Regions from separate parts of the Mus musculus genome. Here region 2 is linked to region 1. Evidence: chromatin loops called from intact Hi-C (ENCODE). Cell type or tissue: gastrocnemius. All regions are shown on one strand. Links, peaks and the distances in the headings refer to the core of each region. The heading gives the core; the rest is flanking DNA. Region 1 overlaps Bloc1s4 (biogenesis of lysosomal organelles complex-1, subunit 4, cappuccino). Region 2 holds the start of D5Ertd579e (DNA segment, Chr 5, ERATO Doi 579, expressed).

The links. A loop is a pair of places that touch in the nucleus more often than their neighbours do. Peaks named below come from ENCODE experiments on the same cell type or tissue, not always from the same donor. Only the 100,000 strongest peaks of a DNase experiment are listed, where the experiment ranks them.
Region 2: it touches region 1 in a loop (3-fold over the local background); 20 of 42 quality-filtered maps call a loop at or near these places.

The regions. Positions count from the first base shown.
Region 1 is chr5:36,738,574-36,747,570 of GRCm38, reverse strand. Bloc1s4 (biogenesis of lysosomal organelles complex-1, subunit 4, cappuccino) reads left to right here. Exons shown (of 1, transcript NM_133724.3): 1 at 1-197. Among named protein-coding and RNA genes, the nearest start is that of Bloc1s4, 5.6 kb to the left of the region's middle. In gastrocnemius, for the core only: CTCF peaks have their summits at 4,904 (motif pointing right) and 7,532 (motif pointing right); DNase peaks (open chromatin) are centred at 4,917 and 7,532; H3K4me3 peaks cover 1,164 bases; H3K27ac peaks cover 991 bases.
Region 2 is chr5:36,690,076-36,699,072 of GRCm38, reverse strand. D5Ertd579e (DNA segment, Chr 5, ERATO Doi 579, expressed) reads left to right here and starts at 3,052. Exons shown (of 9, transcript NM_001081232.3): 1 at 3,052-3,218. Gm32725 (a long non-coding RNA gene) reads left to right here. Exons shown (of 3, transcript XR_868354.3): 3 at 122-839. In gastrocnemius, for the core only: a CTCF peak has its summit at 3,510; DNase peaks (open chromatin) are centred at 2,368, 3,019, 3,396, 3,851 and 1 more place; H3K4me3 peaks cover 3,027 bases; H3K27ac peaks cover 5,995 bases.

The DNA of each region.
Region 1 (8,997 bases), core at 316-8,315:
ATGGTGTAGACTGTAAGCCAAAGGAAAGAAGACAGTTTCTTAAGATAGCAAACTGGGCGTTTTGTTGCAGGGAGTCCTGAAGTTGTATTTGACAGTTTGACTGGAAGCTTAGTTTATCAAAGCAAGAATATTAATGTATGGTTGTCAGTGTTCTATTTATAGCACATCAATTAAAATGTTAAATTTCTTTGGCAGAGATTTCCTTCTGGAGATTATTTACCATAGTTTGTTTGGAAATGAGCCTGTCGTTCATGTTTTTAGTAGTGGGGTAAGAAAAGGCAACTTCCTTCTTTGGAAGGTTTGTGTGAAGAGCCAACCTCGCTGCTCTTCTCACAGTTCTGCGGTTCTTCCCCCGAGTCTCGTTGAGCAGAAGGGTTTTGTTCTTTCACTTTGGGGCACACGGGTCCCTTACCAACAAACTACTATTTCCTAAGTTGGTTCTCCCAGGTAGTACTCAGCTGAGTCTCTTGCTGTCTGTCAGGGTAAAGTCGGTAATGGAACCAGATGTGATAGCACACATTTGCAATCCCAGCACTCAGGAGTCGGAGGCAGGAAGATCAGAGTAGCAGGATAACCTGGGCTGTAGAGTAAGCTCCAGGTCAGCCTGGGTAGTTAAGAAGACCATATATCAGTAAATAGATGACTTAGCCAGGTATGGTGGTGCACGCCTTTAATCCCAGTACACAGAAGGCAAAGGCAGGTGGATCTCTTAGTTTGAGGCCAGACTGGTCTACATAGTGAGTTCTAGGAGAGCCAGGGTTACAACCCTCAGTAAATAAATGTGATAGTATTATCTCCTTTTGCTTTTCATGGGCCTTCTGTGTTGTATGGTGACATATTTTTTTTCATTTGATTTGTAGTTCACATCAAGAAACAGGTTTAAAAGCTGAGGGGACAAGTGACCTACATTTACTGTTCAGAATCTAGTGGGTGCTACTAGAAATTATTAATATATTTTTATGACAGTCAATGAATGTGAAAATAGAGTTCCAGGACAGCCTGTGCTAAAGAGTAGCACCCTGTCTCAAAAAACACCAAAAAAAAGATTGCTTTCGTAAGGTTTTAGAGAGATGGCTCAGCAGTTAAGAGCATGGTCTGTTCCCACTTGGTTTTGAAGACAGGGTTTTTCTGTGTAGTCCCAGCTGTCCTCTTGGACCAGGCTAGGCTCCAACTCAGAGACCTTCCTGTGTCTGTCTCCCAAGTGCTGGAGTTAAAGGCATGCACCACCATTGCCCAGCTAGCCCACTTCAGTTTTGTGAGCACTCACAGTGTCTGTTAGCTACAACTCTTTTCTTAAAAGGTTGTTCACTCCAGGCAGTAGAAACACGCCTTTAATACCAGGACTCGGGAGGCAAAGGTAGGCAGATCTGAGTTTGAGGCCAGCCTGGTCCACAGAGCAAGTTCCAGAACAGCCAGGAATACACAGAGAAACCTTGTCTTGAAAAACATCAACAAAAAGTTGTTTACATATCTGTACAAAAAGTTTTTAAGCACGCTTAAGGCAGAATTATGAAACTTTTAAATCTTAGATTTAGTATCTGTACAATAAAACAACATAAAAGTGCTATGAAGTACACATCGATTATGTTATTTATATATTTACTTAGAAAATCATAAGCAAGGCTGAGGAGAAGGTGGTAAGCCTTAGAGAGGGTCTCAGTATTTTAAAGCTAATCATAAAACCTTCAGAGAATACATGGAGAAGTCCTGGTCCAGATGATAACATGTGAACCTTGTTTCTAAAACGTCCTGGCAGCTGGCATCCCAGTTAGTGGGTGCCTCTGGAGTTTCTAAGTAGATTTGTGGCCTTAATGTGGACAGTTGCTGGCTCCCACAGTACCGGACATTAGATGAAAGTTCTTTGTTGACCTCAAAGATGAAAGTTGTAGTCATATGTGAGTCTTCCCTCCCTGTCACCCCAGCGTTCAGGAGGAATAGGCAGCAGCATCTCCAGTTTGGAGCCAATCTGAGCTGCAAACTGGGTAGACTGGGAGTATGGTCCTGTCTGTAAAAACAAGGAATGTAGGTGCTCCTGTAACTGCTTAGCAAGGCCACCTTCAGGCCTCTTGGCTCCCCCTTCCAACTCTGGATCTTTGAAAACTGTGTCTTCTGCCTCTTGCCAAGTTAATACCACCTAGAAAAAGGCTACCTGGCCCATTCATTAAATACAGGCCTGGGGCTGGAGAGATGGCTCTGTGATTAAGAACACTGGCTGCTCTTTCTAGAGGACACCAGTTCAATTCCCAGCAACCCTGTCGAGGCTCACAATCACTTGTAATTCCAGTTCCGAGGGCACCAGGATGATGAAAAGAAATAAAACACTCATGCACATAAAATGACTAAATACAGGCCATCTCTGCTGCTTGGGTCTGGAGCAGCCCACTTCATATAAATGGATGTGACTGGCAAAACAAGGGATGGGCACCCCACCAGTCACCCTTGGATCAGTCTATTTTGCGTGCAAAAGCATGCCTGCTAAGATTAGCAGGGTATAGGATGTTTCTCAGCTGATATCAGCCTCTGGCAACCCTGACTGGACTTATATGTATGAAATGCTGGCCACTGAGGTGCCAGCAAGCAGTCTGTGACTGTTTCCCATGCCAGAACTTTCAGGAGTCAATCTCAAACTGTTCCTAGTGTCTTGTGTGCACCTGATAGGGAGCAGTCAGTACTCCTGAAAAGGCCAAGGTTTTCAAATGGTAGGCATGTGTTCCCATGACTTCACCTGCTCTGGTAGTGCAGAAACAGCTGGAGATCATGGGTAAACCACCATGCGTGGCTGTAAGCCATTAAAACAGTTGTTCTTGAGACATACAAGACACAAAAGGGCTGGGGAATGACAGTGGTGGCATGCTTGCTATGCAAGCTGATGACTCAGTTTACCTCTCCAGCTAGGCATAAAATCTAGGCATAGAGGTATGCATCTGTAACCCAGCACTGAGGGGCAGAGACAAGTGGATCCCGGGGGGTGGGGGTGGAGGGTTGGGGGGGTCTCTAGCTACATTCCTGCTGAAACAGCTCAAGGACCCAGTAAGAAACCTCGGAGGGGTACGAACACACTCTGCCTTCCACCCAGGCAAACTCCCACATGTGTGAGCCTGTGTACACACATGCACTTGAACATACATGCATGAGGGTGGGGCTTAAAACCAAACAGTAGAAAAAGACTAGTAATGGCCCGGAATTTGAAGTTTGTAGCTAGCTTGGCTACATAACTTTCAGAAGGGACCCCATGGGAAGGTGCAAAGCCAGTTCCTAAGGATCTAAGGATGTCCTTTTTTTTTTTTTTTTTTTTTTTTTTTCTGTTCGAAGTGAACAAGATGAAAGAGGGGCTCAGGATGCCTGGCAGGGTGTGAGTGTAGGTCATATAAGAGTGAGTCACAAAAGAAAAAAAAATGGAGTCCTACTTTGGGGTCTTACCTGATGAATGTCTAACTTTCTGAACTTGCTCACAGGAATACCTTTTAGAGTTCTGTGGTTTAGAGTGGCCTGATGTTCACAAAGAAAGGGGTGGCATCCAAGTTGTCACTGGAGTGTATCCCGGTGCACAACCCCCGATCCCATCTGCATTAGCATCGTCCCTTGCCAGCAGTGTGTTGATCCAGCAGCTCGGCAGCCCCAGGCGGTCCCAGGCAGTCCCAGGCAGTCCCCTGCTTCTTCCTTGCTGTCCATTTGTGCACACAGTCAAGGGGCTTTAGAAATCTGAGTCTGGCTGCGAAGATGGCTGTGTTTATATGTACATACTGTGTGTATGTGCAGTGTTTGACCTGAGCTTGATCCCACAGAAGAAACCCCAGGCATCATGGTGTGCACTTGTCATCCCAGTATCAAAGGCACAGGCAGGAGGATTCCTGGGGCTTGCCGGCCACCCAGGGCACCCAGCCTATTGGGTGGACTATGAGAGACTCTATTTCAAAAGAAACAAAAACAAGGTCTCTTGAGGAATGGCACCAAAGGCTGTCTTTTGTTCTCTCCATGCCTGGGCTTGTACATGGACCCACACACATATATGCACACATGCACATGTACCACCCCCCCAAAAAAAAACACCCTTGAGTCCCATGCACCAGCCTTTACCCAATGCTCTCAGTAGTTGATTTGGACATAAATGGAATAAAACCAGAAATCTGCTTTGTGCGCAGACAGTTCCCATAGGGCTCACCCCCATCCCCACAAATTTGCAACAACCTTCCTACTTCTTTTTGGATCCTGACCTGGAAGCAAACCAGCAGTCCTGTGTAATAGCGGCTGTGGTATTATCCAACTAGCTGCCTCATCGCCTGTACGCATGACCAAAGACGCTCCCTGGGTCCTGCTTGCTTTGCCTGGATTCTCAGCAGTAACAATGTGCTAGGGACATTCAGATGTCTGTCAAGTGACTAGCAGTCAGACTGGCCCAGTGAGCAAGCTATACCAAGTGCTATACCCAGTGAGCAAGCTATATATTTCCTGGCTTAGGAAAACACACAGGCCAAGAACACACAGAGAAAAATATGTGCTTTCTAGCTCAAGAACAGGGCAGACTAACAGCTGAGGTTGAATACCAACTTAGTCCAAATCATGGATCCAAGACCACACTGGTTAAACACAGTACATGTACTCCTAGGGAAACCATATGGGCTTTGTAGGAACACCAGACATAAGGCCAGGCTACATGTGGAATTCACCTTTTCTGAGACCTTAAATGTGCTAAGAGGCTGTAGAGAACTTTTTCCAAAGTGGCTTAAACCATCAGTCCCATCAATAAATGTGAGACCATTTATTTTAGGCCCTTCACCGACCAAAGGGAGAGGGGATCCTTCCCGTGTAGTGAAGCCCAGCTTGGGGTTAGGGAGTGGGGACAAGATGAAAAGATGGCTATGGAAATAAGGCATCTCTGGACCATTTGGCTTGCAGGACAGCGTCTTCTCACCAGGGGGCGCTATAGGGGTAGGGAAAGCATGAAAACTGCGAATCTAGCCATGGCCGAAAGGAATTCAAACTCGGTCATCTAAGATTTGTAGAAGGACTCAGCCACAACACTCCGGACCTCCATGACAGACACACAGAGCACAAACACAGAATAAGTGGAAGCCAAGGCACAATGTCTGTTCCTCTTGCGTGGAGTGGTGAGCGGAGTGAGGCGGAAGCTGCATGAAAAACATTTGAAATCGCACGGCAAGCACCACGACCGGCACGCTCCCCACCCTTCACTGTCCTCAAAGCTCTGACCTTCCTCCAAAAGAAGCAGGGTCATTTATTTACTTATTCCTTGTCTCCTGGTTAAGGGAAGGACTTGAACTTTGTCCCTTTTGTTTATTCTGAACCAGTGGCACCCAGGGCTAAGCCAATGATGACAGCAGGCACTATCAATGTACCTGGAATGAATGGAAGGGGACAATGGGGACAAGAGGGCAGCTGACAGGGAGGTGGAGAGGGTGCCTGGTGCCTCCAAGACTCTTGGTCCCCAGTGTGTATACTGGCCTCGACTTTGGAGACATCTCCTTCCAACTTCCTCCTTTGTGTCTTTGGGTTGTAGCCATGTCTCGTCCAGCCTGATGTGTGAGTTCCTTGAAGGAGCCAGTATCCCTCTTATCCATCCTGCCACCCCCTTCCCTGGCTCCATCTCTGCCACACTGTATCAGTCAGGGTTCTCCTGAGAGGCTGAGGAACCAAGAGGATGTGCACATAGCTCTATGGGAAGGGGTTATTGGGGGAACTGGCTCTTGAGGTTGCAGGGGCTGAGAAGGCCCCAAGAAACCAAAGGTAGGCCGGAAGTGACTTTGTCCAAGTCCAGTCCACCAGGGCAGCAGAGGTGGGTGAGCTCAAGAGCCTGGCTCTATAAAAGCCTAGGGAAGGGGACTCTTTATTCGTCAGGAGCAAAGTACCCAGTGTTGCTTTAGGGTGGTTCAGGATGGTCAGGGCCATTGGCAAGTAGTGTCACCTATACTGGGCCCCAAGCAAGGACCAAAGACATGCAGAACATGACTGGGCTCAGGGCCTAAGAAGAAACACATTGAAAGGCCATGAGGTGGCCACAAAAGTATCATCCTGCCTCTCCATTAGATCTCTTCCTCTTCTTCCTCCTCCCCTCTCCTCCTCCTTCTCCTCCTCCTCCTCCCCCTCCTCCTCCTCCTCCTCCTCCTCCCCCCCCTCCTCCTCCTCCCCCTCCTCCCCCCTCCTCCCCCCTCCCCCTCCTCCCCCCTCCCCCTCCCCCTCCCCCTCCTCCTCCTCCCCCTCCCCCTCCTCCCCTCCTTCTCCTCCTCCTCCTTTCCTTCTTCTCTTCCTCCTTCTTTTTGAGACAGGGTTTGATGTAGCCCAGGTTGGCCTCAAACCCTTTTTCTCCAGCCAAGAATGACCCAACCCTATATCTCCTTGATGAGTGCTGGGGAACCGGGCATGCCATTAGGTTTTCCTGTGAAGACAGACAGTGCGCTGGGGCTGAAACAGTCTCTACGTGTGGACTCAACATCTCAGTCATTTAGTCTGACTGGTGCTGGGTAAATCCGGAGAGGTGACAGTGGAATGCATAGGAGACCTCCATGTAAAGAGAAATGTCAGGGTCTGGGCCAGAGTGATGGCACGTGGCTGTAATCCAGTGCTCAGCCTGATCTACATAGAGAGATACTAACTAAAATACTAGAGATTGAAAGAGAAGGTCAAGGGGTGGGAGAGAGAGGAAGAGAGAGAGAGGTCAGAATATCTTCCTTTTTTCCTTTTTCACGTAAGAGACATGTATGTGTCTCCTTGTGTAGAGATACATTCCTGAGAGTGAACACAGAGGGTGCCATGGGTCCAAGAGGAGGCTGCTGGGTTTTCTGGGAAGGAAAATTATTGTGGGTTGCCATGGAGCTGTTTGTATCTCATGCTAAATCTGCCTCCTCCAGAGGGGCTGCCTGGAGGAGGAGTGGATCAGGTACCCAGGTGATTCTGTGTGAACCTTCTTTCTCCCCATTCTAACTGGTCAAATAAAGGCCAGAACCTGTGATTGGGCAATGGAAGGGAAAGGTGGGGCTGGAGGTTTTAGAGAGTGGGGGAAGGGTAGGGGACAACAGAGGAGAAGGACAGAGGAAAAAGAGATGGAAGAAAGATGGAGCAGAACTACATGCCCTGGAGAAGGAACAAGTAACAAGGGCTCTCATAGCTGGGGAATAGCTTAGTATAGTGATAGATCTGCCCAATCTAGACATACAACTTATAAACATAATAACTCAGTTGTGTGTTTTTGCATAGACTTATTGGGGTTGGAAGTTTACTACAACAGGAAAGAGGAAAGGAAGGAGCCGTGGTCAGGTAGGAGTGGATAAAAAGCGCCCGTGTTCAGCTCAGCCTCTCCTGTCTGTACAGTCCGTTGTGTGGGGATTTTGATGGAGAGAACTAGGTGAGGAATCACAGAGCTTACCTGGTGCAGACCCCACTTTTCATGAGCACCGACAGCAAACACCACCCAGGACTCTGACAAGGCTATGGATTATCCACTAGCCCAGGAGGGCCTAGCTCCACTAATGCCTTAGAAGGGCTGGCCTTGTGCACTAAACATGCTACCTATGGCCACCAAGGGGCAGTATGGTGTAGCATTGCCCAGCAAAGAGGTCTTAAGCCAATTATCCAGCTCCCTGGACCTCAGTTTCCTCCTCTGGAAAGAAAGAAGGAGAATCCAGGAGTTCACAGCCTCCTGAGGGCATGCTGAGCAATCCTGTGCTGGGCTGAGAAGTCCTTTCTCCGGCTCTCATCTTCCTGTATGGCCGACGCTGGGTCAGTGTTCCTGACCAGCAGCTACTACTAGTCCCTCTCATTCCAAGTAGATGCTTAGCTAGAGGGCTGAATTCTCTGAGGAAGCTACTTAACCAGCTCCCAGGAAGGGCTGTGGGGAGAGGCTGGAGGAGAAGCTGAGGCCCCTGATAGACCGCCTGGTCGTTGCAGTGAGGACTGACCAAGGCTCAGCTTCTCCAGCACAGGAGACCTCCAGCAGAAGCCCAACACAGAGGGAGGCTAGCCATCCATCCCCTCCGAGCCCCAGGATCTTCATAAACAGCTCTTTGGCTACTCCTCGATCTTGAGTGATTTTCTCCATAGCCAATGTGATAAAGCACTGCCGTGCTCCAGAGAGAGGAGCTGTCCACCCACATCAGTGTGAACCAGGCCTGGGCTCGGGCAGGTCTTGGCTCCATGGCTCATGTCTTTTATCAGCTCTGAAATTGGTCACAGGATTGCTGTTATCTGATCCCTCGTCTCCAACTCGGTCGGAGGGGCTGCCAAAGCACCAGTCCTGGACTGATGGAGGAGCTGCCCGCTTCACGACCTGAGCACAGAGCCCCCCAGGCTGCTCTCATTGTCCACTGGCTTTAGTTGCCTGTGTCCTGGAGTGGGAGGCAGAGGGGAGGAAGCTGGAAGCTCATGCTGCTGCAGACGGTCTATCTGTAAGCTTGTTTGCTGCATGTGTGCATGCCTGTGGGCCACCCAGAGCCGGAGGCCTGTCAAAGGCTGCAGAGGGATGGCAGGTGTACACACTCACAGCCCGTGCCAAGCTGGGCCTTCCCCTCATAAAGACCTGGTTCTTGTTGGCTACTTTCCTGCCCGCTCAGAGCCAAACTCAGTGATCTATTCTAAGCAGGCTGCTGTCCCTGGGCACACTCAGGCCTTCTGTTTGTCCACAGCCAGCCTGTGAAACTCTCATAATGTAGCCTTGTTCTCCTTACCACACAGCGGCTCGCTGCTCAGAGCCTGCCCGGGGAGGAGGCCATGCCAGCTGCATAGAGCTGGTTTCCAGGAAGACACAAGCACTGTGTGTGGCCAGAGATGGAGACACCTCTCTGTTGGCAACCCCTTCAAATTAGGGTCAATTTGTTACAGGCAAAAGGCATTTCCAACAAGCAGAGAAAGCAGGCTCCAATACTGAGCTCCAATACATCAAATGCACAGGGCCTTTGGGAAGACCGTCTGGCCCTTATAAGATGGCCTAATCATTCTTCAAGACTAAGCCAAAGTCCCCCTGTTTCCTGCCTAATGGACATACAC
Region 2 (8,997 bases), core at 449-8,448, 49 kb after region 1:
CACACACACTGGCAGAATGAGAGCCAGAGAGCAAGAGAGAGAGAGAGAGAGAGAGAGAGAGAGAGAGAGAGAGAGAGAGCGAGCGAACAAACACAACTATGATGATGATTTTTTTTTTCAGAGATGAATGGGAGCTCTGCCACTGTTTCTTCTTTTGCTACTCTGTTTCAGCAGGGGCCTCTGGCCTCATTTGTGTTCCCTGGGGACCACAGCTATGGCACCAGAGCCGAAGTTATCCTGAGTTCACCTCAGCTGATCTGTAGGCAGCAACTTTAAGGAAGACACGTGTAGAGTGGCAAGTGGAAGGCAGGGTACTGCTGAGTCTGAGCTCTCCGAAAGAGTAGCCATAGAAGACCAAATTGCATAAATGAACCCCCTGGACAAGGACACCACTCTCCTGGAAAAAGGGTCTCAATGTGAAAACCAACACACAAACAAGATACTCTCAAGTATTGCTCAGAACTGGGACCCGAGAAACACTGCAGGACTGGGAAGCAGACTGCTATAAATTGGCATCAGGGAAAGTATATATGTATGGCTGACACTGGACCTGACCTTGGAACGGGAAGGAGCCAGCGAGGCAAAGATCTGGAGAGCCTGGGCAAAGGTTCCACAGGTGCAAAGGTCCTGAGACTGCAGTCCACACACCTTCCAGAGCTCCCGATCAGTACAGTCGGAATTGCAGGCGTTACTTCATTAAGACAAAGGAAACCACTTTCAGTCTTCTGTGACTTCCTCACTGCCTCCAAATCCTCCAAGCTACTATGATTTTTTTTTCTTTCAGGAAATTCTTCAAGGTTTAGTAATCAGTGGTTTATAAAAAAAAACCTGGCCTGTGATTGAGTAACAAAAGTAAAGTTTTTTGTTTTGGGGGGGCGGGGGGAGGTTGGGGAGACTGCCCAGTTAGTAAAAGCACCTGCATGAGTTTGGATCCCCAGTATCCACATTTAAAAAATAAGTGGGAGCAAGAGTGTATGCCTTTTTCTTTTTTTCTTTTCTTTTCTTTTTTTCTTATTAAGACAGGGTGTCACTATGTCACTATGACATCTATGTACATCACTATGTACACCTGGAACTCACTATGTAGACTAGGTTGGCCTTGAACTCACAGAGATCAGGAGGCCTGCCACTGCTTCTTGGGTGTTGGCACACTACCACACCTGGCCTAAGGAGTGCATGCCTTTAATTCTAGCACTGGGGAGGGAGCACAGGAAGCCCCCCCCCACCCCCCACCCCCCCCCCCCCCCCCCCGGCCCCGAGCTGGCTAGCAAGCCAGTCTAGCTGAACCTATGAGCTCCAGGTTCCGTGAGAGGCAATGTCTCACAAGGTTAAAAACCAAAACACACACACAAACACAAAAGACAGAGGGCTGATGAGAGATTCTCGGTGGGTAAAAGTTTGTTGCCCTGAGGACCTAAGTTTGATCCCTGGAATTCACACGGTAGAAGGAGAGAAACGGACTCTTGTGGGTTGTCCTCTGACCCCACACTGCGATCCATTAGTACACATCAATAAATAAGTCTAAAAAACATAAGATGGAGTGTGATTGATAACTGATGTTACCCTTTGACCTCCACAGGTGCCTGCCCACAATCACCCGAGGAACACATACACACAGATTATAGTCAACAGGATGGCTACAAAGTGGCTGTGTTATCTTTCCTTTCATATGTTTGCGATACTTTGTTACTCTTTTAAAACTGCCCTACTATCGATATGCCTTTACAGAAGGTACAGACTAGGAGACACTAATGTTATTATGGATGTATGTACCAAAAAATGTGTGCAAATTCTCCATATTTAGGGAAATGTTTCCCTGGTCTGTGCAAGCCTGGCTTCTGAGGTCCTGAAGATCCTGACACCATTTATGCCCACCTTCACTCTCAGATGACCCTGGATTTTCCACTCTCTCGCATGTTATATGAGTTTGCCTGGCTGCCCGCCCTGGAACAGGTAACCAAAAGATGTGTAGTAAATAAAACTGTGGCTTGTGACTCACCTCAAATGAACCCCGAGGCAACAAAAGGGGGAGCAAACTAAGGAAGGGTAAGACTTGGGTGAAGGAAAAGATCCCCGACAATAGAGCCAAAGGCCTGTGCTCAAATTCTGCCTCCATCCCGAGGCGTCACCCACTCCCCAGCCTGTTCCGGGTCTCTCCAGGAAGGCTTTACTTTGGGTTTCTCCGGGAGAGTGAAAAGATGTTTGTTGGAACAGTATGGATTCTATGAAAGGACAGTTCTTTTAGGTTCCTGACCTTGGCTTGCATACAAGAGTCCAGCCTACCTCAGCAGAAAAGTACTTCCAGTTCTCTGCTCCTCCCAGAAGCCTGAGCTGAGCTTGGGAACTCCGGGTCTCAGACTCTGAACCCAAGAACAGGGCCTGGTGCCTGGCGGTGCTCAATGAGTTTGATGAACTACATGCAGGTCACTCCCCTACGGGACCTGTTCTTGCCTTTGTATAGAAGGCACATCTCTGGCTTTTCTTCCTGGTACTTCTGACATCTACATCTGCTTTTCTGGAAGAGCCTAGGAGTCACATTTAGGGAAGGTGAGTAGGTGGGAAGAGGCTTTTGATTAAAAGGTTAGTGCACATTTTTGGCTCCCACTTCCGAATCTTCCAGAAGGTCTTTTATTTTTTGCCTACTTAATAATAACATAAAAAAGCCATGTCACTTTTTGTTTTTAATTGAAGTCTTTATGTTAAGCCGCCCACTCCAGCCATTCCAGGACATGGCGAAGAGGGGGCGCGGACAGGTGTAACGCGGGGGTTTGTGTTGGAAGGGCTCTGCAAAGCCGGGTCTCAGTGACCCAGCGGGAGGTCACCGACCCAGGAGCCCTCTCTCAGGGCCTGGTAAAGCTTCAAAGCCTCGGATCCTCAGGTCGGCCTCGTGGTGTCAGGATCTTCAGGACCCCAGAATCCAGTCCTGCGCGCCTGCTGCTCCCCCACCCACACAGCACGAGGGCGGAGCCCCGGCGCGCTGATGTAATCCCGGCGCCTGGGCGGAAGGATATGGAACGCGGCGTTGGCTGGCCGGGCGCTGAGGCTGTTGCCAGGTAACGCAGCGGAGCGGCTGCCGCGCGCCGCCTCCCGCCCTCCGCCGCCTGGCGCTGGGGCCGCCGCCGCTTTACGTAAGGCGCAGGCCAGGGCCGCCCGGCGCTCGGCAGCCGCCTGCAGCCCTCGGAGCGCAAGGAGAGGCGCCCACCCGGTAGCCTTGGCAGGTAGGCGGCGGCCGGGAGCGGGGCCGTGGCGGGTGGCGGGCCAGAGGGATGTCCGGCTCGAGGACCCCGCGGGCGGCGTGCGATGAGTGCGCACAATGGGCCGCGGCGGGCTGAGGCGGCCCGGCCTGAGGACAGCGGCCTCGCCTCGCCCCGCGCCCTCAGCTTTGTCCTTCGGCGGTCGGGGGCGGGCGCGGCGCGGTGAGTGGCGGGCACGCGGGCCTATGGCGCGGGGTCGAAGAAGGTGACGGCCGAGGGCAGAAGTGACAGGCCCCGGAGTCGCCGGCCTGCGCGCGCCACCGCCCGGACCCTCGCGGCCCGGCTTCCGGCCGGCGTCCCGGGAGCTCCCGGTGGACGCCGGGCCAGGGCTGAGCGCTTTGCGTAGAGGCCAGGACAGGGCGAGCAGTGGGGAGCAGACCCCGAACCTGGCAGCCCCTCCCTTCAGTGTTTGCCCTTCTGTAGACAAACCTTAAAGGTTTAACCAAGAAAAGTGAGATGGGGGATAAACGGGAGGGGGACATGCGACTCCGGAGTCATTTACTAAACGGGGTTCTTGGGTCTCATCACCTGCTTTGCCTTGTTGCCCAAGTAACTGACAATGCATTTTGCGTTTCTGGTTCTTGGCTTGCTAAGGAAACGGTAGGAGAGGCTTGCCGAGGAGCCGGGGACGTGCAGTTTGGATAACAGGTGATGCCATGGAAAAGCCTATGCAGTGAAAACCCCACGCAAGATTTCTGCCACCAGTATAGGACCCGTTGCATGACACTTTGTCGGTTTTAGAGACTTCAGATTTAAAAGAAGGGGAAAAATATCTGTCACTCTGCATTCTGAAGGTCAAATATTCGCCCGCAGATGTTTTGGGCTGAACCATTCTTAACTAGGTCTCAGGATCTTTATGACAAAAACCATTCTGGAACTGTGCATTTGAAATACCCATGGAGGCTTCTTGCAGTTGATACTTATTATTGTAGATTTAGTTGCTATTCTTGCCAACTGATGTACTTTTAAAACGTGTTCTTTCACAAGTTCATTTATATATCTCTATAATGTCCCTTTATCATATTTCCCCACTATCTTCTCTTAGACAAACATTGAATTATAATTATATATTAATGTGTGTGTTTGGGTGCATGTATATTTAACGCGTGGAGGCCAGTGATCAATATCAGATGTTTTTTATAATTGTTTTAAAAATATTTATTTGATGTGTATTGGTATTTTACCTGCATGTATATCTGTGTAAGGGTGTCAGATCCCCTGGAACTGGAGTTACATACAGTTGTGAGCCACTGTGCAGTTGCTAGGAATTGAACCCCGGTCCTGTGGAAGACCGGCCCGTGCTCTTGATCACGGAGCCATCTCTCCAGCCCTCAGGTGTTACTTTTGAGATAGGGTCTCACTAGGTAGATTAGGCTGGCCAAGTACTTTAGAGCTATGTCTGCCTCTGACTTTGAAATGCTGGGATTTGAGTCATGGTCTCTCACTGAACCTGGAACTCACTAGTTCAGCAAGGGTGACTGGCCAGCAAGCCTCAGGGGTCCTCCCATGTCAGCCTCCCCATCGCTGGGACGCCACAAATGTTTAATCATTTAAAAAGTAGTTAGGGCTGGAAATGTAGCCCAGATGAAGTCCGCTATTAAATTCTCAGAATGTAAAACAAAATAGGCCTTCAAATTGACTGTAACAGGTTTTATATGAGCCTATTTTCATTAAGAAAGTAGGAGAGTTTTACTCTTATTTAGTGTCATAGAGATACATGTATTGTTCTTTGAACATAAGGGTAAATATTTTTAACATGGCAACATTTAACAAGGCAAATTAAGAATTTTAAAGAATGATTGATTTGATATACAAATTATGAACATTTAAAAAAGAAACTTAATGGTGTTTTGCTTGCTCCCATTTGTTGTGTAGCTCCATCTGTGCCTGATTTTATCCCAGGGCTCTTTAAAAGTGTTGGACTTGCTCTTCTTCTTTTGTGTGGAAATGCACCAAGCCTGAGCTTTGCCCCTGTTTTTTTGCATCATTTGACTTGGAGCAGCTAATGGCCTCTGAGCTAGTTTTGTCATCTGTGAAATGGGAAGAATGCTGAGACCTGCCTTGCAGGATAGAGAGGCAGAGGGGGCGATGTGAAGTAATGTCATCCTCACTCAAGCTCTTAAAATGCCGCTTAGTGCTGATATGTCTGAGTCCTCAGATTCCCCTGCAGGCTGGAAGCAGTCAGTTGTCTTCAGGCCACTGTTGCTTTCTCTCTACTTTGCCTGGTTTCCAGGATTCTCTTTCCCAGACACATGGCAGCCTCTGGTCCTGCAAGCGTCTAAGCACCTGGGATTTGGAGCTTAGAGTACAGTTATAAACGCAGTGTGGGAGGTCCCTGGCAGTGCAGTGCAGTCACCCTGTCCTGGCCATCTCCTTTCCACATTACCTTGTAAGACTACCGTTGCTCTGATCACACCAAGCAGTTTCAGATGTTCTTGATTTATACTCTTTCTTCTGATTTGAGGGTCCCCCACTTCTGCTTTCTCTAGTTTCAAAAGATTCTTATAAGATACTGTATCCTCTCTGGAGCCTTTGGAAATCCCTCAGAATGAATTCCTTCTTGCTGTAGGCCCTGTGGATGGACGGCATGCTTTTTCTTAAAATGTTTCTTTTGTGGAAATTAAATATAAAATATTGCTTTCAAGAAGACTTATTAACTCGTTAGTACTGGATTGGAAAGACTGGAGTTACATTCCAGCCCCCCTCTTGCTTCCTGGGTCACTGTGGGCAAGCTTGTTATATCTCGTGACCTTCAGTCTCTGTGAAACGAGAAGTCTCATCTTCTGTATGTCTTTTGCTTTGTAGTGAGCTGGCATCTAGGGGTTGAACTCAGGTTTCCAGGCTGGCTTGGCAAATGCCTTTATCTACCAAGCCATCTTACTGGCCCTGAGAGCGGTTTTGATTACCGGATTTTTTTTTTAAAGAAAGATTTATTTTTATTTATATGCATGTATATGCATATTTTTCCCTTAGAGACCAGAAGGTGGTGTTGGATTTCTTTGGAGCCATAGTTCCGGGCAGTTGTGATCTGCCTGACTTGGGAGCTGGGATCTGAACTCTAGTCCTCCTGAAGAGCAGTGAGTATAATTACTTAACTGCTGAGCCCAGGCATCAGATTTTTCCCAGCTCTGTATTCATGCTTTTGTTGTTCCTGCTCCCCTCTTTTTTTCTTTTTCTTATAGTGTTCAGGATTAAACCCTGGGGCATCATGTATTCTAGACAAGCACTCTACCAACCCACTTACATCCCCTGCCCCTCTATGCACTTTTTAATCTACCTTCCTTGAATGCTTTCTTGCCTGGTTCCCCTGCTCTACCCTCTGAAGCTATTGCTGGCCTCTAGGAAAGAATGTACACTCTTCCCTTCACTAAGAGGCAGTATAGAAAGGGTTAAGAATGTACCCTAAAAGCACTGCCGCCTGTGTTTATTCTTTTAGTTATGTCTGAAACTATATGCCTTCTTGTACTTCACATGCCAGGCAGCTCCCAGAACACCCTCTGGGAGGAAAGTTCTGTTCTGGCTTCCGGTTCTGAGAACTCAGTCCATCACGACAGAGGATAGATATGGTAGCTTAGAGAACTCAACCTAACGGAAGCCAGGAAACAGAGAAAGACAGACAAAGGGCAGAGACAGACACACAAAGAACCTGCCTCCAGCCACCTACTTCTTTCTACTAAGTTTCACCTTCTGATGTTTTTAGCACCTTCAAAAATAGTGCCCTCAGCTGGTGACCAAATGTTCAAATAAGCCCAAGGGGCACATTTCAGATTTACAGCTTTCCACCCTGGGCCCCAAAATGTATTTGTATATTTACTCTATCTCAAGAGTCCCCAATGTATTATATTTCAACATTGCTCAAAAGTCCAAAGTCTCTTCTAAGACTTGAGGCAATATCTCAGCTATATGAGTTCCTGTAAAAAAAAAAAAAAAAGTTACACACACAAGGGCACAGAGTAAACATTTCCATTCTAAAATGTAGAACGGAATAGCCAGTAAGGATTGCATGGACCCATCAAGGCAAACTTTAAAGCTTGCTGCTCCTTGTCTGTCTTCTGAGGTATGTTGTAGGCTCCAGAGGGCTTGGGCAACCCTGCCATTTGGCTTTGCTGTTTGCATGCAGCCCATCTGAACTTTCTTGGGATGGTTCCACTCAATGACGTCATAGTGCAGGGACTCTCTTCTTATCACATATTTCTCAACCTCTCAGGCTTTTCTTTGAAATCTGGGTGGAAACCTGCTAACTCAGTATCACTTGGAAGGGCAAGGATTGCTGCCAGTTGCAGTTGTAGTGGCTCCCTGAGACCATAGCTACAGCAGCCTCAAGAGTACCTGGGTGCCTGAGCACAATGGACACATCCTGGGGAAACAGCTTCCCAGATGGCCTTGGCCTTGTCTACTCACGATATTTTCTCTCTTCTCAAGGAAGATGTATCCCAAATTAGTTTACGCTTTACTGTCCTTAAACCTGTGATGTATGAGTTCTGGCCAGTTCCTAAGATGCCCTGGAGACACCCTTTGCCTTGATGATAATCCTCTTATAATTAATGGCCCTAATTTCTTCAGTAGTCACACTTTCTTTGGCCCCAACTTTTCTGACCATGATGCAAGTTTTTCAGTCTTTGCTGCTTTTTTCTCATTATAAATGCTAATAGCTGTTAGTAAACCTCATTCCTTTGGAATTTCCAGTGGATCACTCATAAACTCAGCCTGTCATGGAGTTTAGTGTTTTGATAAATGGATAAAATTTAGGTATCTTCTTTATTATAGTGTAACATGTACAGTTTCTAGTCCAGTTTCCAGCAGTCTTTGCTGTCTGAAACCTGTCTTTAATGCCCACATTCTTAATGACTTTTAGTCTTCTGAGCTCCCACCAAAATTGTCCATTAAGTTCTACTGACAACACTCTTGGCTTTGGCTTGTTTTTTTTTCTTTCTTTTCTTTTTTTTTTTTTTTTTTTTGGTTTTTTGAGACAGGGTTTCTCTGTGTAGCCCTGGCTGTCCTGGAACTCACTCTGTAGACCAGGCTGGCCTCGAACTCAGAAATCCGCCTGCTTCTGTCTCCCAAGTGCTGGAATTAAAGGCGTACACCACCACTGCCCAGCTGGCTTGTTTTTCTAAAGTCTTTAATATTCCTCCTGTAAGACTGGGTCCAAAGGCTTCTACCTACACCAGCAGCAAACAGCAATGACCTCACTTTTCTGGGGCCAATTTTCTGTTTTAGACTTTTATTTGACATACACATCTTAAGTGGGAGAAAGGTTTGTTTGTGGTTTCAGTACCCTCATGGTAGAAGACATATAGTGGAACAAAGTTTCTCATCTCCTGATAGCTAGGAAAAGAGAAGGGGAGAGGAGGAGAGGAGGTGGGCAATGAGAGATGTCCAACATTTCCCAGTAAAGTGCCAATAACCTGCAGAGGACCAGTACATGAGCCTGCAAGGGACATTGCAGATTCAAGCCACAGTACCTTATACCTTAGCATGGAATTGCTGGCTATCTCATGACTGTCTGGTTCCCTTTCCATCCATCAAGCTATTGGAATCTTGAAGACTTCACTGAAATATTCTTTGTATCTGATTTTCAGAATTAACTCTTTACTCTCTGATACATTTTTCCATCTTAATTAGTGTTATTTATTTTATGTGCATGTTTGAATTTGTGTGCACCACATGTGTACAGGTGAAAAGGGCATCAGATTTACCGAAACTGGAGTTATAGGGAGTTGCGAGCTGCTCAGTGTATGTG